Regions from separate parts of the Homo sapiens genome. Here region 1 is linked to region 2. A link is an interaction called in ENCODE POLR2A ChIA-PET data of the cell type or tissue named here. Cell type or tissue: B cell. All regions are shown on one strand. Each heading gives the region's core, and the rest is flanking DNA. Links, peaks and the distances in the headings are about the cores only. Region 1 has its middle 44 kb from the start of EYA3. Region 2 overlaps EYA3 (EYA transcriptional coactivator and phosphatase 3).

Evidence for each region. ChIA-PET counts read pairs that join two places held together with the same protein. Peaks named below come from ENCODE experiments on the same cell type or tissue, not always from the same donor. Only the 100,000 strongest peaks of a DNase experiment are listed, where the experiment ranks them.
Region 1: POLR2A ChIA-PET joins it to region 2 with 12 read pairs; 3 of 35 experiments call an interaction of 5 or more read pairs at or near these places.

Annotation. Positions count from the first base shown.
Region 1 is chr1:28,126,902-28,138,200 of GRCh38, reverse strand. No RefSeq gene overlaps it. Among named protein-coding and RNA genes, the nearest start is that of EYA3, 44 kb to the right of the region's middle. RefSeq lists an enhancer at 3,254-3,303. In B cell, for the core only: no CTCF peak of the experiment used is centred there; a DNase peak (open chromatin) is centred at 5,280.
Region 2 is chr1:27,973,771-27,985,069 of GRCh38, reverse strand. EYA3 (EYA transcriptional coactivator and phosphatase 3) reads left to right here. Exons shown (of 18, transcript NM_001990.4): 17 at 6,596-6,696; 18 at 10,524-11,299. The coding sequence ends at 10,604. Among named protein-coding and RNA genes, the nearest start is that of XKR8, 19 kb to the right of the region's middle. RefSeq lists a silencer at 1,826-2,026. In B cell, for the core only: CTCF peaks have their summits at 5,052 and 5,253 (motif pointing right); a DNase peak (open chromatin) is centred at 5,259.

The DNA.
Region 1 (11,299 bases), core at 3,891-6,390, 150 kb before region 2:
TGTGCCACTGCACTCCAGCCTGGGTGACAGAGCAAGACCCTGTCTCAAAAAAAAAAAAAAAAAATTGGTGGGAGCTGTGCCTCACGCCTGTAATCCCACCATCTTGGAAGGCCAAGGTAGGTGGATCACTTGAGGCCAGGAGTTTGAGACCAGCCTGGCCAGCATGGAGATACCCCATCTCTACTAAAAATACAAAAAAAAAAATTAGCTGGGCATGTTGATGTGTAACTGTAATCCCAGCTACTCAGGAGGCTGAGGCAGGACAATTGCTTGAATCCAGGAGGCAGAGGTTGCAATGAGCCAAGATCACGCCACTGCATTTCAGCCTGGGTGACAGAGCACCACTCTGACAACAACAACAAAAAATTAATCCGTTTTAAAAAGGAAAGAAATTCTGACATTTGCTACAAAGATGGAAGGACCTTGAAGACATTATGTTAAATAATATAAGCCAGATACAAAGGACAAATATTGTATGATTCCACTTATATACAGTACCCAGAGTAGTCAAATTTGTAGAGACAGAAAGTAGAACAATGATTGCCATGGAGAGAACGGGAAATGGAGAGTTAGTGTTTAATGGGTACAAAGTTTCAATTTGGAAAGGTCAAAGTTCTGGAAATGCATGGTGGTGATGGTTGCACAGCAATACGAATATTCTTAATGTGCTGAGCTGTATACTTAATGGTTAAAATGGTACATTATATGTTACCACAATTAAAAAAAAACTTACACAAAGGGAAGAGGGGATTGAAACTGCCTGTGCAAAATTATGACTGAGACAGTGAGAGATCTAACCTCACCGACTCCATCTTGCTTCTAATCTTTAAGCTGTCCTTGTTCCTTCCTGGGCACAGGCTGAACTAACTTTGGGAGGAACTTAGTTTATAGTTTAAAACAAAGACAATAACAGCCCTTTCCCAAAACAAACCTCCTTCTTGCCTGAAGACTAGACTGCCTTTGTAGGACTAACAAATTAGCCACAAGATTAGAAATTATGGTTTACGAGTCATGCAGCTGGAGGCTACAAGATTTTGACCTCCCCTAAACTGTTCCTAAGATCAGTGCTTAAGATATTTTGCAGACCCTGCACTTTATGGATCAGCTGGCACCATCCAGATCTATAAACTGGCTCATCTGATCTGTGGCCCCCCCGCCAGGAACTGACTCAGCCCAAGAGGACAGCTTCACCTTCCCATGATTTCATCACTGACCTGACCAATCAGCACTCTCATCTCACTGGCCTTCCCCAGCTCACCAAATTATCCTTAAAATCTCTGATCCCCACATGCTCGGGGAGACTGATTTGAGTAATAATAAAACTCTGGGCCAGGTGCGGTGGCTCACGCCTATAATCCCAGCACTTTGGGAGGCCAAGGCAGGAGGATCACGAGGTCAGGAGATCGAGATCATCCTGAATCTCAGGCCTGACACTTGCTGGCTATGTGATCCTGGGCATTTGCCTCAGTTTCCTTATATGTAAAATGGGTATAATGTCAATTCCCTTCTCTTCACTCTTCTAAGATGTGGATAATTTAACACTTGGGATGGGTCATTGATTGTTCTTGAATTACAGAGAGCTTGTCTCTCCTTAGGTAACTGCTGATGTCCCTCCCTTATCAGCCCAGTGGGCACAAATGTTGCCCCAGGCTACAGGTTGGCCGGAGAGGGCAGCATTCCAGAAGTAACTTCACATACATTCATGTATTCTGTGGGCACTGGGGAGAGAGAGAGGAGCACTAGAAAGGAAAGAGAAGACGACAGCTCTCCATAGTCAATTTGCTTACACTTGATCTTATGTGTGGCCTGTTAATGGCTCCTAACATTAGGGATGTTTCACAATAAATGACCTTTAACTACAGCAGCAGCCAAAAGAAGCTCAGGAGGGCAAGAGGGGCAATGGGGAAGACCATGGACCTTGGAGTTAGAGCTGGATTTGTCTCCTAGTTCTGACGTCACTAGTTGTTTGGCCTTAGGTAACTGATTGTCTATCTCTGAACCTCAGTTTCCCCAGTTGTAAAAATGAAGATAATGGCAACTACTGCACGAATATGTTAGGAGGCTCTGGGGAGGTAATAGACTCAAACTCCTGGCCTCAAATGATCCTCCTGCCTCAGCCTCCTGGGTAGCTGAGATTTACAGGCACAAACCACCGCCCAACTTGGGAAGGTAATGGAGAGGAAATCATTTTATAATCTGTTAAGAATTATTATACATACTGTTGAACATGAGCAATTAGCTGCAGCAAGAAGGCGTGTTGCCTAATATCTATTGTCTCCCTGTTCCTAAGTAGAAGAACCCTGTTTTTAATCTAGGTGCTGGCAATGCACCTAGCCGAAAGATTACATTCCTTATAGCTAGGTGTAGCCCTGTGACTAAGTTATGGTCAATGAGCTGTAAGTTGTAGGGGAGGAAAAAGAACTTCCTCTTTTACCCTTCATAGTTCTTAACTAGGACACAACCTGGTAACAGAAGACGAGAAAAATAAACAGAAGTCTATTAACATGCATACCTCATGTTCACAAGAGAGCTACCCAGGGGTTGAGTAAGTCGCAAAGAGGTGGCTTTGAATTCAGGCTTATGGAGAATTTTCAACAAAGAACAGTAAAGTTTTGGAAAAGTGACAAGGCAAAGGAAAAGGACTTTTTTTTTTTGAGACGGAGTTTCGCTCTTGTTGACCAGGCTGGAGTGCAGTGGCGCAATCCTGGTTCACTGCAACCTACGCCTCCCGAGTTCAAGTGATTCTCCTGCCTCAGCTTCCCGAGTAGCTGGGATTACAGGCACCCACAACCACGCCTGGCTAATTTTTTGTATTTCTAGTAGAGACGAGGTTTCACCATGTTGGCCAGGCTGCTCTCGAACTCCTGACCTCAGGTGATCCACCTACCTCGGCCTCCCAAAGTGCTGGGATTACAGGTGTGAGCCACCGTGCCTGGCCAGAAAAGGACTTTTGAGTCCCCTGGGGAAGCAAATTTGGGGAAGGCAAATAAATAGTAGGTAAAGGCTAGTTAGTAAAGTTTGTCACATAGATTCCTTTGGTGTCTTCTTCCAGCAAATGAGGGTCTAAAGTTGTCTTCAGAGATCAACCTCTGTTTCTCGTGGTTGGGAGGGGAGGAAGGACACCTTTGCCTTTGTAAACTTATGTCTTGCTTTTAGGCTAATGGGGGAGGGTAGAGACCTTTTGTTGTATCTGCTTCTTCTCAATTGCCTTCAGCTCAGAATAGTCCTTATGCAAAAGAGGCATATTTGGAGGTGGGGAGGTAGAATATTCTGGTCTCCTAAAAGTGAAAGAGTTGATAGGTCATCTGGAAATAGTGCTTCAAAGAAGCTTACTCAGCTATAATCCCCTTCTGCTCTTCCCTCCTTTTTTTTTCCTTGCCTGGAATTTGGTGCTCCTGCAGCCATCTTATGCCTTGAAGTGACTTTGAAGGTGAAAGCTATGGGCCACAATAGTAGAACAGTGATAGAAGGAACCTGGGCCCATGATAATGGCGGGGTACAATTCCTGGACAAGGATCAGCTGCTAAGTATAATAGCAGGCCTGGGACTTGAATTAGGGTCTACATGGTGGAGTAGCAGTTAGGATACTTGGTTGCAAGCAACAGACATCGCCTCTGCCTATTTTTAGCAAAATAGAATTTATTGGAAGGATGTGGGTGGGGCTCAAATAAGTTGTAGGTAGCTGGAGAAGCAAGCTTGGGGATACACAGGAACCAAAGGAGAGTTGGAAGGCCTAGGATCAGGTTGCAGGCACATTTTCACCTGAGTGCTGCCACTACCACCATGATGAATGATTTCCAACAAGATCTCCTATCCTGCCCGCACTGTTTCAAAATTCAGATTCTCAGGAGAGGGTGTCTGATGGAATCAACTCTGGCCCTGTCCTCCATGGATTATTTAATGAAATGGGTCATCTGGAGTTACTTTTCAATCAAGGCTACAAAGGAAATTAACACATTATTGGGATAGAGGAGGTTATTTCAGTTATCTATTTCCACAACAGTGATAAATAGCAAATAATCACATGCTTCGGAAGCATTTAAACATTCATCGTTCATCACAGATCACTCATACATCTGGTGATCAGCTAGACAGCTCTGCTGTTCTGCTTTGGACATGCTACACATCTGGAGGTTGGCTGGCTGTTGATTGATTTAGTCTGACCTTGGCTGGGAAGACTAGGGCATCTGGGTCTGTTCCTTCAGTAGGAAAGTCTGGCATGTTCTCATGGGTGATGGCAGGGGTGTGAGAAGGGTTGTATGGCAGACACACCTGACAGTCATAATATAAGCATACCCTATGAATTACCCTATGATCCAAGAGGGATCTGGGAGTGGCCAAGCCAGAGATTCACTCCTTATCTATGAAGGACATTGAAACCCCTGGCCCATCCCTTGGAACACAGACTGTGCGGGGGATGGAGGCCCTTTGTTTTGGGTTAAATGGAGGTTGCTAGTTTAACTGCCCAGTGGTTTCTTCTTGCCCACTGCCCAGATAGAGCTGATTTATCGAGATAGGGGAATTGCAATAGAGGAAGAGTCTCACACATGTAGAACTGGCTAAACAGGACACCAGCGTTTTATCATTACTCAAAGCAGTATCCTTGAAAAATTGGAGGCTAAGGTTTTTCAAAGATAACCTTTGGCAGGGAGGTGGGTGGCTAGGGAATGGGTGCTGCTGATTGGCTGGGATGCAATTATAGAGGTGTGGAAAATGGTCCTAGCATGCTGAGTCTGCTTATGGGTGGGGGCCAAAATCCAGTCGGTGGGTCCAGTGGGGCCATCGGGTCATCAGGAATGCAAAAGCCGGCTGGGTGCAGTGGCTCATGCCTGTAATCCCAGCACTTTGGGAGGTCAAGGTGGGAGGATAGCTTGGGTTCAGAAGTTCAAGACATACCTGGGCAACATAGTGAGACCCTATCTTTACTAAAAATAAAAAAAAATTAGCGGAGTGTGGTGGTGCATGCCTATAGTCCCAGCTGGGGAGGCTAAGGCAGAAGGATCCTTTGAGCCCAGGAGGTTGAGGCTATTGTGAACTATGATCATGCCACTGCACTCCAGCCTGGATAACAGAGCAAGACCCTGTTTCAACAACAACAACAAAAAAAAAAAAAAAAAAAGAGAGAGAGAGAGAGAGAAAAGAAATGCAAAGGCCTGAAAAGACAACTCAAAGCCAATCTTAGGTTCTACAATAATGATGTTATCTGCAGGAGTAATTGAGGAAGTTGCAAATCTTGTGACCTCTGGAGTAATGGCTGGTAATCATTTATGCCTACATCTTAGCCGAATTCAGGCTTCTCTTATCCTCCTAACCTGGTGGTCTTTCATTAGTTTTACCAAGGTGATTTCGTTTGGGAGAAGGGCTATTATCATTTAAGCTATAAACTAAATTTCTCCCAAAGTTAGCTTGGCCCAAGTCCAGGAATGACCAAGGGCAGATTGGAGGTTAAAGGCAAGATAGGGAGGTTGGTTAGATCAGATCGCTTTCACTGTTATAATTTTTGCAAAGACGGTTTCACTAGGTGGAGGCTGCTAAGTAAAAACGCTATATGAACTGCATGCCTTTTTTTTTTTTTTTTGAAACAGGGTCTTGCTTGCTCTATCGCCCAGACTGGAGTGCAGTGGTGCGATGGCAGCTCACTGCAGTCTTGACCTCCCAGGCTCAAACAATCCTCCTGAGACAAGAATAATACACGGTGGTCACAGGAGAATAGAAAACTCCAGGCAGCAGTTTCACATGACTAGCAAAATGAAACCGTTGAAATAGCTGCAGAAGCTAGGGGATAAGACCCTGAAAAACCAGGGTGTGGGCCAAGCTGGCTGAGACCAACTGGACCCAACGTGAAACTGGATTTGACCTAGGTTTCTCCCAGGACCTCATTATATGCTTATTAACATACAAATTACACACCCACCAGCGCTGTGACAGTTCTGAGAACACCCATATTAGGTGTAAAAATGAGTGGCACCACAGTTCCAAGAAATCTTCACCTTTTTCCAGGAATCTTAATGAATATTCAACCTCTTGGTTAAAGAAACCCATAAAGGTAGAAACCTCAAACTCTACTGTGTGGCACTTTCTCTTGAGTCCACCCTTACTCCCCTCTCCTGGGTGTGTACTTTTCACTTTACAATAAATCGCCCTACTTTCACTGTTTTTTTAAGATAGGGTCTCCCTCTGTTGCCCAGGCTGGAGGGCAGTGGGGTTATCTTGGCTCACTGCAATTTCCACCTTCTGTGTTCAAGCAATTCTCCCACCTCAGCCTCCTGAGTAGCTGGGACCATAGGTGTGCACTACCACACCCAACTAATTTTTGTATTTTTAGTAGAGACAGGGTTTCACCATCTGGCCCAGGCTGGTCTTGAACTCCTGGCCTCGAGTGATCCGCCTGCCTCAGCCTCCCAAAGTGCTGGGATTACAGGCATGAGCCACCACGTCCAGCCTACTTTCACTGTTTTTTGATTCATCCTTTAATTCCTTCTTGTGATGGGGTCAAGAACCTGGACACTGGCCGGGGTTGAGGTCCCACTGACATTTGGGGACCTCCCTTAGCCCACGGGTATCACCCCTGGCTAAGCCTCCCAAGTATCTAGGATTACAGGTATGCACCACCATGCTCAGCCAATTTTTTTTTTTTTTTTTTTTTTTTTTGAGACGGAGTCTCGCTCTGTCACCCAGGCTGGAGTGCAGTGGCGTGATTTCGGCTCACTGCAACCTCTGCCTCCCGGGTTCACGCCATTCTCCTGCCTCAGCCTCCCGAGTAGCTAGGACTACAGGCGCCCACCACCACGCCCGGCTAATTTTTGGTATTTTTAGTAGAGTCAGGGTTTCACCGTGTTAGCCAGGATGGTCTCGATCTGACTTCATGATCCGCCTGCCTCGGCCTCCCGAAGTGCTGGGATTACAGGCATGAGCCACCACGCAGGGCTCAGCTAATTTTTTTTTAAACTTTATTATATGTAGAGACTGGGTCTCATTTTGTTTCTCAGGTTGATCTTGAACTCCTGCGCTGAAATGATTCTCCCACCTCAGCCTTCTAAAGTGTTGGGATTACAGGCACGAGCCACTGCAAGTCACATGACTAAGCCCAGAATCAGAGCACCGCGAAGTTTTGTGACAAAGGGTGTGGATACAGAGAAAGGTGAAGAATCGGTGCCACTTGTGCAATCTACAAGGGAATAGTTCATGCCAATAAAAGGAGCCAATGTCTACAACAGACATCAAAACCCAAGTTCTCTCCATGTTTCACACCACCTGGGACCCAGCTGAAGGAGCAGTTCTTGAGGAGAGGCCTCTGTCCTCACTCAAGGGATTCAGTAGAATGTCAGCTCCACGAGAGCTGGCGCCTTCATTCTCTGTTGTCGTTTTTTGTTTTTTACCTTGCCTTTATTTCAGACAAGATTTTATCTGTTTATGTAACCTCAGTGCCTAGAACAGTGCCTGATACATAACAGGTGCTTAAAGAACACTGGTTAAATGAAAATTAACTTGTGAACTTACCTTAGGCATCTAACCAAGGTATCTCCCTTTTTGTGGGGAGGCTGGGTGGTATGGAGAAAAGGACCTAGATTTGGAGGAAAAAAACAAAATGAGTTAGAATCTGGGCTTCATTAACTCTGGGTGATCTTGAGCAAATTGTTCAACTCCCTGAGCCTCAGTTTCCTACAGTGGAAACCTTTTGCGGTGACTTTTCAGTGCATCCTCCCCATCTTTCTGGTAATCGTCCCTGCCGTTGTCACATGATTGATACGATGGGGCTTCTATAACTATGTGAATCTGTGTCCCTCAACCCTGCCCGACTGATTGGATTAGGGGTATGGATGGATCTGACTCGCACTGGCCCATCAGAGTCCCTTTCCTGGGAATCTGGAATTCCAGGTTCAGTCTTAAATAGGGGAGATAGGAACTCAGGAGCTGCCTATGACCATTTTCTGCCACAGAGTGCTGATATGCAGCAAGAGAGAAGGATAAAACCCCCATTCCAGGTTATTCCTTAGGCATAACTAGGTAATCACTAGATGACCAGCTAGGCATAGCTAGGTAATCACTGGTGAAATGGTTATGGGCACAGTCTCTGGCGCCAGACTACCTTGGTTCAGATTCTGGCCTTGCCACTTAGTAGCTGTGTGACCCTGGGTGAGTCATTGAACTTCTCTGTGACCTGGTTCTCATCTGTAAAATGGGAGTGACATTATCATCTACTGCATGGGGTTGCCCTAAGGATTAAGTAAAAGGCATAGAATAATACCTGACACACAGTGAGTACTAAGTAAACATTATCTTTTGTGTGTGTGTGTGTGTGTGTGTGTGTGTGTGTGTGAGATGGAGTCTGGCTCTGTCACCTAGGCTGGAGTGCAGTGGCACAATCTTGGCTCACTGCAACCTCTGCCTCTCGGGTTCAAGCGATTCTCCTGCCTCAGCCTCCCGAGTAGCTGGGATTACAGGCATGTGCTACCACGCCTGGCTAATTTTTGCATTTTTAGTAGAGACAGGGTTTTGCCATGTTGGCCAGGCTGGTCTTGAGCTCCTGACCTCAGGTGATCTGCCCGCCTTGGCCTCCCAAAGTTCTGGGATTACAGGTGTGAGCCAACGCGGCCAGCCAGTACTGGGTATTTTCATACTTCCCATTCTTCTTGCCCTCTGTTCCCCAGAATCTGGTCATCTTCATCCACCTTGGCTGGGCTGGGGCTGACTATGGGAGATGGTGCCTCTGGGGTGGAGGCACTGTCTTTCCAAGGTGAGTCTGATCTGTTTGACAAGGTTCTTAGAACCACACACCTTGACACCTCATTCTGCACTCAGGAGAGTGAATCATCCATCTTGAGTGCCTTTCCCCAGGAAGATTTCACCCCTGGATGCACTCTAGGTTTTCTCGTTGCTGGGAACATGACTCAGGGCACAGTGGCCCTTGTGGGTGGAACAGAAGCTTGAGCCCAGTTTTCCTCATTTGTATCCTGCTGTGCAATCCCTTCCCTGGTCCCCTTGTGATCTACACAGGAAGGAAGGAAAGGTGTGCTATGGGCTTAAGGGAACAGAGGGCAAGAGTCTTGGAGATGTGAATGGAGCCTCTTGTTTCATGTGCTAACATCCCAGGGCAGAGAACAAGTCCGTGATGAGGAGTTTTCTTCCCCTGAGTCTGCTTCCTCAGCCTTCCCAGCCCCTTCCTTCGAGGTCTCTCCTGTCAGCCCACCCAGTTTACATCCTGGACCAAGCCCAGCAAGGGCGTGGGTGTGGTTAGGTGGGGTGGGAGATTCCAGGACCATTTTTATTTTTTGTTTTTTTGAGATGGAGTCTCACTCTGTCGCCCAGGCTGGAGTGCAGTGGCGCGATCTCAGCTCACTGCAACCTCCGCCTCCCGGGTTCAAGTGATTCTTCTGCCTCAGCCTCCTGAGTCAGCCTCCTGAGTAGCTGGGATTACAGGCACACACCACCACACCCAGCTAATTTTTTTTGTATTTTTAGTAGAGACGGGGTTTCACCATGTTGGTCAGGCTGGTCTTGAACTCCTGACCTCGTGATCTGCCTGCCTTGGCCTCCCAAAGTGCTGGGATTACAGATGTGGGCCACCGCGCCCGGCCCCAGGACCAGTTTTGCCTCCTGTATCCATTTGCTTCTGGTCTGGTGGACAGGAGGGTGATCCCTAGAAAGGGGCAAGATATTGTCATGGTCTGTGATCTTGCCCCTTTTCTCCTGTGGGGAAAGCCGTTGTGGACACAGAAAAGGCCATGGAGTGGGGAGGGAGAGCATCAGGAAGAATAGCTAATGGAGGGGGGGCTTCATACCTAGGTGATGGCTTGATCTATGCAGCAAACCACCATGGCACATGTTTACCTGTGTAACAAACCTGCACATCCTGCACATGTACCCCAGAACTTAAAGTTGAATTACAAAAAAAAAAAAAAAAAAAGGAAAAGGCCATGGAGTATTGGAGGGTACTTCTGGAAACCCACAAATCACAATGCTGCCGTCTTCTTCTTCTCCCATGCTGCTATGGTCCTTGACTGAGATTCTGCCTCAATTTTTCTATTTAGTTCTCCAGTTGTGACTGAACATAGCCTCAGACTTTGCATATTACCTGCCTCTTAGCTGCCTCGGTTAAAGACCTGCTAAGGCTATACCATGTTCCCACTCCTCCTTGGATCCCAAACCTAGGGCTGTCTGATTTCCCAGAAAGTGCCTCTGGAGATAGGTCAGTGTCCTCTAGGCTCAGCGGTCAAACATCCTCCCCATCTCCACCAGCCCAACATTCCCCATGCCTGAATTGACTTCAGTTACTATATTTTGAGTCTTTCTTAAAGAGACAGCCTGAGGAAGGAGCATGGACTCTAGAATCAGACATGCTGGGCTAGAATTCTGGGACAGTGATCACTTGTTGTCTGACTGAGTTGACCACTTCCCCTTTCTTAGTATCAGTTTCCACACTTGTCAAAGAGTCTATTGATCTCCTATCTTGAAGATGAGAGGCTTTAATGAGACAACCAATCTACAGTAACTAGCACATTGTAGAGGCTTGAGAAGTGGCCATCCATGCCCCTTCTCCATACACTACTGTAGAAGGAAGAAGAATTCTGTATCTTCATTGTTCCTCAATGATTTAAACCCTCCCTTGCCCTACAGCTGTTGAGCCATGGGAAAATTACTTTATTCCTTGTAGTCCCAGTTTCCCCATTCAGAATACAAGGAGTAAAATAGCATATCCCTCCTAGAATTGTTTTGAGGATTAAATGAGATTATTTGTGTTGAGTGTATAACATAGAACCTGCTACAAAGTAAGTGCTCAAAACACGTGACATGCAAGTCATTTCCAGGTTTTTGCTACTTTGTTTCCCCTTTATTATAATTTAGTTATAATAAAGTTCTGGGAAAGGAATTACCACCCGGTGAAATATATTGCCAAAGTTCTTTTTGAAGGGTTGTGACAGTTACACCACCACCAGCAAATTATGTAAATACTAGTTTTGTCATATCCTTGCCAGCACTGACTGTTATAATTATTTTTAGTTTTTACTAATATATAAGGTGCCTCATAGCTGACTTACTTTTTGTCCCTTTAATAGCAAAGGTGGACAGGTTGTGCTGGTCAGCAAAAGTTTATTGGAACTGGGGAGGAATAATTTTCTTTGAAGAGGGAACTTAGGAAGAGAAAAACACACACAAACTTTGTAAATATCTTGAAAATTGAGGATGTTGCTCTTCCTGTCAACTGCTGCTACTTCTCTTTTCTGAGATATACAGTTCTATATATTTTGTTCAGTTCCCTTAGCTTTGACACTTGTAGATCTGGAATGTGGAAGTGCCC
Region 2 (11,299 bases), core at 3,887-6,386:
AGATTGTTTTTAGATACATGAAGATCATTAATAGCTTTGACATGCAGTTTGAATAGGGGAGTGATCGGGATTAAACCCTAATTGGAAGTAGTTTAAGAGAGAATTGAAATTTTATAGAACTGGTCTAACAATATTTTTATTAGGCCTGTTCTAATATTTTTACTAACTTATTAGTAAATGAGAGAGAATGGAAGGAGAGTTGGAGAAGGGAACTATACAACTCTTTAGAGGAGGTTTGTTTGGAGAGGAACAGAAAAATGAAGTAGTGGCTCTAGAGTTATATGGACTTCAGAGGATTTATAAGATTCATAAGAGAAATTATATCTATTTTATATGCAGATGGAAACGATCCACTAGATGAGGAAAAATAATAACGGTGCTTATTGTGTGCTAGGCAACGCCAAGGCACTAGGAATACAGCAGTGACAAAAGTCCTCTGTCCTCATGGAACTTACCTTCGATCAGTGGTGCTAAGATAACTGGATTATCCATATAGGAAAAAAGGCAGAATTGTTTTCCTTCTTTATGTTATATGCAAAAATAAATTACAGGTAGATTAAAAACTTACCGCAAAAGGTAAGTTTTTTAATTTTTAGGAGAAAATATAGAAGAGTATCTGTGTGATCTTAAGGTGAGGATGGGCCTCTTTTAAGAATCAAAAGATAGTATAAAAAGCAAAAAAAAAAAATCATTGATTGCATGGAACTTTTAATTTTACATACAGTTAAATATAACAAAGTGACAAGCTGGGCACATGCCTTTAATTCCAGCACTTTGGGAGGCCAAGGCATCACTTGAGGCCAGGAGTTCAGGACCATCGTGGGTAACATAGTGAGGCCCCATCTCTACAAAAATAAAAATAAAAATTAGCCGGGTGTGGTGGTGAGTGCCTGTAATCCCAGCTACTCAAGAGGCTAAGGCGGGAGGATCACTTGAGCCCAAGAGTTCAAGGAGGCTGCAGTGAGCTGTGACTGTGCCACTGCACTGCACTTTAGCCTGGGCAACAGAAGGAGACCTTGTCTCTTGAAAAAAGGTAACAAGACAAGCCCACATTTTGGGATAAGGTATTTACAACACATTTAATTGGCAGTTAGAATACAGAATCTATGAAGAACTGCCAGGCTTAATGGCTCATGCCTGTAATCCCAGCACTTTGGGAGGCCGAGGTGGGTGGATCACCTGAGGTCAGGAGTTTGAGAGCAGCCTGACCAACATGGTGAAACCCTGTCTCTACTAAAAATACAAAATTAGCTGGGCGTGGTGGCACACGCCTGTAATCCTAGCTACTGGGGAGACTGAGGCAGGAGAATCGCTTGAGTGGGGGAGGCAGAGGTTGCAGTAAGCCAAGATTGCGCCATTGCACTCCAGCCTGGGCAACGAGCGAAACTCCATCTCAAAAGAAAAAGAATGCAGAATCTATAAAGAATTCCTGCAAATCAGTAAGCAAGAGACAATTTTGAATATAGAAAAATAGGCAAAAACCTTGAAACAACCAGTTTGCCGAAGAGGAAAACAAAACTGTCAGTAAATATATGAATAAGTCCTTAACCTCACAAATTAAGGAACTGCAAATCAAGAAAATGCAAATTTAAATGTGGTACATTCTCCAACCATCAGATAGACAAAAACTTAAATCTAACAATGTAATGGGAACTCTGCCTCTGCAAGTGGGATTGAAAATGGATATAACCTGCTTTGGAGAACGTTAATGTCTAATGAAGTTTGAGGTGTACATAACCCTATGATCATGCAATTCCACTTTTAAGATATATATATACTTTAGAGCAGGGGTCTGCAAATTACAGTCCATGGGCTAAATCCTACCCTCTGGCTGTTTGTGTAAGTTTTTATTGAAACCGTGCCCACTTATTTATATAGCTGCTTTCACACTACAGTAGCAGAGCTGAATAGTTGCAACAGGGACCATAGGGCCTGCAAAGCCTAAAATATATACTATATACTCTCTGACTCTTTACAGAAAAAGTTTGCTAACCTCTACCTTTGAGTAATTCTTACATGTACAAGGAGACATGTACAAGGATTTTTTTGATGCACACTTGCTTATCATAGAAAATAATTGGTCTGTAAACCTGTCCATGAACAGAAAATTGATAGATATATTCAAACAACAGAATGCTATATTGCAGTTAAAAGTGGATTAAGTAAAATTACATATACTCATAAGGATTAATATTAAAAACAATAGGCCAAGCGCGGTGGCTCACGCCTGTAATCCCAGCACTTTGGGAGGCCAGGGTGGGTGGATCACCTGCCTGGCCAACATGGTGAAACCCCATCTCTGCAAAAAATACAAAAATTAGCTGGGCATGGTGGTGTGCGCCTGTAATCCCAGCTCCTCGGGGGCCTGAGAATAGCTTGAACCCAGGAGGCGGAGATTATAGTGAGCCAAGATTGCACCACTGCACTCCAGCCTGGACAACAGAGCAAGACTCTGTCTCAAAAAAAAAGAAAAACTGATGAACAAAAAACATTGCAGACAGATAAATGTACAGTATGTAATATCTATATAAAGATTTAAAATATTTACATTTTAGGAGTACTTGAAAAGTTTTGTTCTGTAATGTCTTGATTTTTTTTTTTTTTTAATCTAGAGCAACTATAAGGGTCAGGTGGAGTGGCTCACGCCTGTCATCCCAGGGCTTTGGGTGGCTGAGGTGGGAGAATCACTTGAGACCAGGAGTTTGAGATCAGCCTGGACAACATAGTCAGACCCCATCTCTACAAAAAAAATTTTTTTAATTAGCCAGGTGTGGCCAGGAGCCGTGGCTCATGCCTGTAATCCTAGCACTTTGGGAGGCCGAGGCAGGTGGATTGCCTGAGCTCAGGAGTTCAAGACCACCCTGGGCATCACGGTGAAACCCAGTCTCTACTAAAATTAGCTGGGCATGGTGGCGGGCACCTGTAGTCCTGGCTACTTAGGAGGCTGAGGCACGAGAATTGCTTGCGCCTGGGAGGCGGAGGTTGCAGTGAGCCAAGATCACGCCACTGCACTCCAGTCTGGGCAACAGAGAAAGACTCTGTCTCAAAAAAAAAAAAAAAAAAATTAGCCAGGTGTGATGGCTTGTACCTACAATCCTAGGTACTCTGGAGGCTAAGGTGGGAGGAGCACTTCAGCCCACAAGTTTGAGGCTGCAGTGAGCTATGATTGTGCCACTGTACTTCAGCCTGGATGGCATAGCAAGACTTTGTCTCATAAATAAGTAAATAAATACAGCAACTGTGAAGTGTTAAGATTTTACAAAGCTTCGTTGGTGGTAGGCATTTTTTTCTTTTTTTTTTTTTTTTGAGACAGGGTCTCACCAGGCTAGAGTTCAGTGATCACGACTCACTACAGCCTCGACCTCCCTGGCTCAAGCAACCCTCCCACCTCAGCTTTTCGAGTAGCTTGGGATTATAGATGCACACCGCCATGCCTAACTTTTCCTATTTTTTGTAGAAATGGGGTCTCACTTTGTTGTCAAGGCTGGTAATTCTCCATGCTTTTTTGTATGGTTGAATTATTTCATTTACAAGGGATTGGGTGGAAGGGAACATATATGAAAGCGCTCCCTTCAGATATTGTTCCTGCTGCCGGTTGCTTTATGTATATCATAGGAACCCAGAGCACTCACTGAGCCTCCCACATCTGAAAGACAGATTTTCTGTAGTGCTTATTATACTGAGACCTGGCACCCGCAGGCTCATCAGGCTAATGGAAATGATCTCATTCCCTCTGTCAGTAAGTGTGCTTATTTGGTATTTTTCCTCAGTCTCAGTTCATCCAGAGCTAATTTGCAAAGCTGCAGTGGGATCTGGTGCTATGGTAACCACAGTAGGAGGCTTGAGGCTTTTCTTCACAGAACTGTGAAATGGGAGCAAGGAGAAGAAATACTTTTTCACTTCCTCTGAAATGATAGCAAAATATGGTTCTCTTAATGGCCATTCTGTGATTTGGGGACATTAAAGAGAATTCTCAAAATAATTTCTGAAAATGTCAGAAGTTTTTTTTGTTTTGGGGGGTTTTCTTGAGACAGGGTCTCACTCTGGTACCTAGGCTGGAGTGCAGTGGCACGATTATAGCCCATTGCAACCTTAACCTTCCCACGCTCAAGCGATCCACCCACATCAGCCTCCTGAGTAGCCAGGACTTCAGGCGTGTTCCACCACCATACCCAGCTAATTTTTTAATTTTTTGTAGGGAAAAGGTCCCACTGTGTTGCCCAAGCTAATCTCAAACTCTTGTGCTCAAGTAATCCTCCTGCCTTAGGCCTCCCAAAGTGCTGGGATTGCAGACTTGAGCCACCGCTCCTGGCTAGAAATATTTTAATAGAGAAAACCCAGGGACTAATATTCTCCAAAGATTTGGCTGATCTTACAGTTCACCAGCTTCAATTGCTTGACATATGGTAAACTGATTAATCATTGGCCTCATCCTCCTGAACAGGAAAGCTCATATCCAGAAATGGAAGTATTTTACCAACTGTATTGGAGTGAGTCCTGTTTTCATGGAGCTGCTTCTTTACTTTGAGCTGTTAATAACTCTCTTGGCCTCTTAATCCTTTTAAAGGAGACATTACAGAGTATATTTCATCCTTGATCATTGCATGCCAGGACAGTGAAAATGTCTGTGTTCTTATCCTCAAAATATGAGTTACTGCCTTTGTTGAGTCTTACAAGAAAGTCAAACTGACTCACTTAAAAAAGTTTTTTGCTACAGACAGATCATAGTAGACTGTGCATCTGGTGGAGGTTGGCTTAGTTTGTAAAGCTGTAATGGGTGAAATGGAATTAAAGAACTCTTCAACACCATGAACATAATAAGAATTTATTATTAGTTGAATGGTTTAATGTTTGAACTGAATTGAGGCATAAGACCTGGACTACAGTCCTCCACTGAATCATTTGTGAGATTAATATGAATTTACTCAGCAAACATTGATTGAATCCCTCATATGAATGTAAGGCATGACAATTCTATTGTAAAATATTAGCACTAAAAGAGACCCAAGTGCACCTAAGCCAAGCCTTGTATTGTAAGTGGCCAGCTGAGCCCAGAGTGATCTAGTGTCTGGTCCAGTTGACTAGTCCGTCTGTTTTGAAGTGCCACTGGGTTAAGGATGTCAAAGATTTGCAGTTACATATCTGCACAACTTCTGTGCCAAGTAGGACTTCTGCGTATGGAAGTATAAGTTCTGGCCAATTATGTTACAGTTATCTTAGATTTGTATATTTATATATTACAGTGATTTTCCAGCAGATGGCAGTCAAATGTCTTGAGGAAGAGGCAGCTTTATCTTATTTACACAGGAACCCTGGTGCTAAGTCACTCTGTTGGGCAAGGGGAAAGAACAAGAAGGTTAATAGAGCAGGATGAAGAAGAAAGCCAAAGTTAGGACCTTGTTTAACTGAAGAAGGTGGCAGAAGCAGGGAGATAAAAAGAGCAAGGGATATAACTTCTTTTTATTTATACAAATAAAGTATCTTTCCCACAGCAGTATGATCTGTGTATGTTTTAGGTGTTGGTTGCAGATGGGATTTGAGTTTTGATACACTGCCATGTTTCTCAAAACTGTCTGCAGTTCTGAGAAATGGATTTAAATCACCCATTTCCCAAGGTCAATTTCAGTGATGCAGTATCTTGGTTACAACTACAAGGTATAGTAAGTAAGGAGGTTCCAGATATGACAAATGTTGATGCCATATTTATTGGTCACTGTTCTCAGTTCTATTCTGGGGCTGTTCTCTCACTGAAAGACGTAAGGCCTATACCCAGGACTGTTTCTGGGAAATGAAGAATTGGAGGGAAATGGCTTTTTGTTTGTTATTGTTTCTAACAAGAAATCAGGGCCTTGTGTTTTCACTTCTCTTTTCTACCCTAAAACATTTCACCCCAAAAATCATTCATTCATTATGACACAATGACCAGAGCCTAGATTTGGAGTCAGGGGCCCCAAGTTCTAGCTACTTGCTTGTTTGTGATCTAGGGGCAAGTCACTAAACCTATTAATCTTTCCCATTTATAGAAATTCCCTCACACTAAGATCTTAGGGACTTCACCCTCAACGTGAAGGTTAAAATAAGTTTTTGGGTTGTTTGTTTGTTTGTTTTGAGACAGAGTTCGCTCTTGTTGCCCAGGCTGGAGTGCGATGGCATGATCTCGGCTCACTGCAACCTCCGCCTCCCGGGTTCAAGCGATTCTCCTGCCTCAGCCTCCCCAGTAGCTGGGATTACAGGCACGCGCCGCCATGCCCAGCTAATTTTGTTTTTTAGTAGAGACGGGGTTTCTCCATGTTGGTCAGGCTGGTCTCAAATTCCCGACCTCAGGTGATTCGCCCGCCTCGGTCTCCCAAAGTGCTGGGATTACAGGCTTGAGCCACCATGCCCGGCCAAGTTATTTTAATGGCACAACTTCACATTCTTTGGGCAGAGGGTCTACTGGATCTCTAGCTCCCATCCCTACTCCCCAGCAAGCAAACTACATGGGCTGTCACTTAGTCCACCTAAGCACAGGCAGGTGAACCTAGCAGCAGCCCTCTTCTTTGGTTTTGAAAAGAAGAGAAGAGTATTCTAACAGGAAATTTCTTTTTCTCATCAGGTAAGGAGAGCTGCTTTGAGAGAATTGTGTCAAGGTTTGGAAAGAAAGTCACATATGTAGTGATTGGAGATGGACGAGATGAAGAAATTGCAGCCAAACAGGTAACCATGGTAAAGAAAAATAGTCTATGTGGTTGTACATCGAGTAATGAGAAAAATGGGAAAAACTACAAAATCTTAGCAATCTATTATGCATTTATAATATTTTCTCTTTCTTCCTCTCCCATTTTTCTTTAAAGAAAAAGAGGGTCTTTTTTTTCTCCAGATGGAGTTTTTCCTCTTAAGTTTTTAGATCCATCCCTTCCTCTTCCTCCCTGTCACTCAAGAATCTTAAAATCTTTAAGCCCTTCTACAGGGATCCCATCATTAAACCTGAGATGTGCCCCATCTTCCATCTTCAAAGACAGTGCCTTCTCAAGCATCAGACTTGACTGCAAAAAGGCTAATCATTCTTTCTTTTCCATGCTTCAAGTTCTCAGACAGTACAACCAATAGCTGTTTCTGTAGAGAAAGTCTTTCCTGCCTTTGAGCCCTGGAAAGATTGTTCTGATGTTAACCCCACCACTATACAGGTCCCAACTTCAGGTCACCCCTTCTTTTTTTCTTTTTTCTTTTTTTTTCTGTTTTTGAGATAGAGTCTCACTCTATCTCCCAGGCTGGAATGCAGTGGCACAGTCTTGGCTCACTGCAACCTCCGCCTCCTGGGTTCAAGCAATTTTCCTTCCTCAGCCTCCCAAGTGGCTGGGACTACAGGCACCCGCCACCATGCCCAACTAATTTTTGTATTTTTAGTAGAGACGGGGTTTCCCGTATTGGCCAGGCTGGTCTCGAACTCCTGACCTTGTGATCCGCCTGCCTCGGCCTCCCAAAGTGCTGGGATTACAGGTTTGAGCCACCACGCCTGGCCCAGGTCACCCCTTCTTAATATAGGAAACAATAGATGAAAGAGTCTTGGCTATAGAACTTAAAATCCCATCTGTGTCTCAGCTATGTGAATTTGAACAATTATCCTCTTTGAGTATCCTCATCTGCTAAATGGATCTGTAGAAGTTCTTTCCCTCCCTATCCCAATTTATTTTCTTCCAGCAACTCTATTTCTTAGACATGGAGGCATTGGGTTGCCAGCTAGAACCAACTGCCCTGATACTCTTCATCCAGTTAAGTGGAAACCTTAGCAACTATAATAAACTATGAGATTGGTAATCAGTTGGCATTATTATCTCATGTTTTCATTTGTCACTTTATGTAGCAATTCAGGGATCCTTATTTTTTCACATATGTTATGAAGCTTTGATTCTAAAGTGCTTCTTGTTGCCCTCTTTGGGAAAGACACTAGTGGGTGTAGGCATCAATGTTTCCTGGTCTGAAGAAGGGTATGGGGGAGAGAACAACTCATCAGCAGAGTTGGTAACTCTGAGCTAATGTCTTTAATCATCTACAACAGAATACATCCATTGAGGCTGGGCACGGTGGCTCATGCCTATAATCCTAGCACTTGGGGAGGCTGAGGCAGGCAAATCACCTGAGGTCAGGAGTTCGAGACTAGCCTGGCCAACATGGTGAAATCCCGTCTCTACTAAAAATATAAAAATTAGCCGGGCATGGTGGTGCACTCCTGTAATCCCAGCTACTCGGGAGGCTGAGGCACAAGAATTGCTTGAACCCTGAAGGCGGAGGTTGCAGTGAGCCGAGATCGTGCCACTGCACTCCAGCCTGGGCAACAGAACAAGACCCTGTCTCAAAAAAAACAAACAAAGTATATACCAATTGGAAAATGCCTTAGCACTTTATCCAGTTCAACCTATACTCTGTGAAGGATATTTTCTGCAGCCTTTCTGACAGAAGTCTCTCTAGTCCTTGCTTGAATATGCCCAAGGATGAGGACACTGGTTCCCAGTAGCCTATTCCACCGTGGGATCAACCAAGCTGTTAGGGTGTTCCCCCTTCCACTGAGCAAAAATTTCTCTACCTTCACATACTAGTCTGGCATTCTTTTTTTTGTTTTGTTTTGTTTTTGAGATGGAGTCTCACTCCATCGCCCAGGCTGGAGTGCAGTGGCATGATCTTGGCTCACTGCAGCCTCCGCCTCCTGGGTTCAAGCGATTCTCGTACCTCAGCCTCCCAAGTAGCTGGGACTACAGGTGCACACCACCACTCCCAGCTAATTTTTGTACTTTTAGTAGAGACAGGGTTTTGCCATTTTGGCCAGGCTGGTCTCAAACTCCTGACTTCAGGTGATCCACCCACCTCAGACTCCCAAAGTGCTGGGATTGCAGGCATGAGCCACTGCACCTGGCCTCTAGTCTGGCATTCTTGAACATAACAAGTCGGTTTCCTCTTCTGTATGTTAATAGCCTTTTAAATATTATGTGTGAGCAGCTGTCTTGAAAAACAACTAGGGTATATGCCAAAATAACTGTGTTCTAGGACCTCAATATTCTGAGTAACTTGGAACCAGTTTCAACTAGATGATAGGAAAGTTAATCTCCTCAGCTTCATAGAACATGGTTTCCAATACTTGGATTTATCAAAGCCCTCCTTTAAAATATGGCCTCCACATGAGAATCACCTAAACCTGGGAGTGGAGGTTGCAGTGAGCTGAGATAGCACCACTGCACCCCAGCCTGGGCAAAAGAGTGAGACTCTGTCTCAAAAAATATAAAAAATTAATTTAATTTAATTTAAAAATATCGGCCGGGCACGGTGGCTCACGCCTGTAATCCCAACACTTTGGGAGGCCAAGACGGGCGATCATGAGGTCAGGAGATCAAGACCATCCTGGCTAACACGGTGAAACCCCATCTCTACTAAAAATGTAAAAAATTAGCCGGGTGTGATGGCAGGCACCTGTAGTCCCAGCTACTCGGGAGGCTGAGGCAGGAGAATGGCGTGAACCCGGGAGGCGGAGCTTGCAGTGAGCTGAGATCGTGCCACTGCACTCCAGCCTGGGCGACAGAGTGAGACTCTGTCTCAAAAAAAAAAAAAAAATATGGCCTCCAGGCACAGTGGCTCATGCCTGTAATCCCTAGCACTTTGGGAGGCCAAGGTGGGAGGATTGCTTGAGCCCAGGAGTTCAAGACCAACCTGGACAATATAGTGAGGCTTCATCTCTACAAAAAATAAAGAATTAGCCAGGCATAGTGTCACATGCCTTTAGTCCCAGCTACTTGGGAGGCTGAGGTGGGAGGATCACTTGAGCTCAGGAGGTCAAGGCTGCAGTGAGCCATGTTCATACCACTACACTCCAGCCTGGGTGACAGAATGAGAGCCTGTCTCAAAATAAAATAAAAAGTAAAATATGGCCTCCAGAACAGCACACAGTTTTCTGGACATGATTTTGACTACATAATATAATGGGATTATTATTTCCCAGATCTGTACATTCTCCATCTTGGACATAGATAAGATTTAGGTGTTGCAGTTCTGAAACTTACAAGAAATTGACCATCCATGAGACAGTATAATCTTATATCAAATACTAATTTTTCACCTGGGCCATTTTATTTGATCCTTAAGACCCTGTATGATAACTGGAATGCCTGTAGTTCCAGCTACTCAGGATGCTGGAGTAAGAGGATTACCTGAGACCAGGGGTTCAAGGCCACAGTAAGCTATAATCACACCACTGCACTCCAGCCTGGGTGACACAGCAAGACCCTGTCTTCAAAATAATAGCTAGAACAGGTAATCTCTCAAAAGCACAAAGTACCACTGAAACCTATTTAAAATTTCTCACATTTCTAAAGTGTGCAATGTACAAGGTCCTTATGCATATGATTATTTGATCATTATAACAGCCCTATGAGGCAGGGATAGATAGGGTTACCATGTACCTTGGGGAGAGGTGTGTTGAGGAAAGAGTATGGGCAAATATTTATATAAGCTCTCAGAAGAAGTTGGATTAACCAGCTATTCCCACTCTCTTCCAGCACAACATGCCTTTCTGGAGGATCACAAACCATGGAGACCTAGTATCCCTTCACCAGGCTTTAGAGCTTGATTTTCTCTAAGAACTGGAATGAGGAGCCTTCCCCTTGAGCTCCTTTTCACTCCTGAAGGGAGCTGGAGACTGGAACCAACTGAGAACTTTCTCTGTCTGTCTCTCTCTGTGTCTCTGTCTCTATCTCTCTCTCTTTCTCTCTTTCTCTCTCTCCCTCTCTCCCTCCCTCCCTTCCTCTCTCCCTCCCTCTCTGCCTCTCTCTCTCTCTCTCTCTCTGTCTTTATCCATGGAATGCTGGCGAGAACACAATCAGAACCAACAGCTGCAATTTTTGCTAAGAGTGAGCTGCAGCCCCGTGTTCATCTCCATACAGAAGCAGGGACAGTTGGATAGAGAGAACAATGGACTCACTGCAGCTACAGTGCTTTTAATTTTTCTGTGTTTTGTTTTTGTTTTTTTGTTTTCAAAAAATGAAAAAGAAAAGGAAATTCCTGGGGCAGAGTTGCACTCTTAGTCCATGACCAGATTGAGAATTACTGATAACTTGTGGTGATCAGATAAATGCAGCAGACTTTTATGATAACATCTCTTGCAGTCTTAGAGTCTCCTTAGCTTAGAATCTCACTTATTTCCAGCGAATGTGTATGTTATTTTTATAGGTAAGGGTCTGATCTTTGACGCAGGTTTCCCCCACTTTCTTTTTCTAGCAAGAAGGGGTGTTTAAAGTCTTGAAAATAGTAATTGAAATATCTAAAATACCTCCCT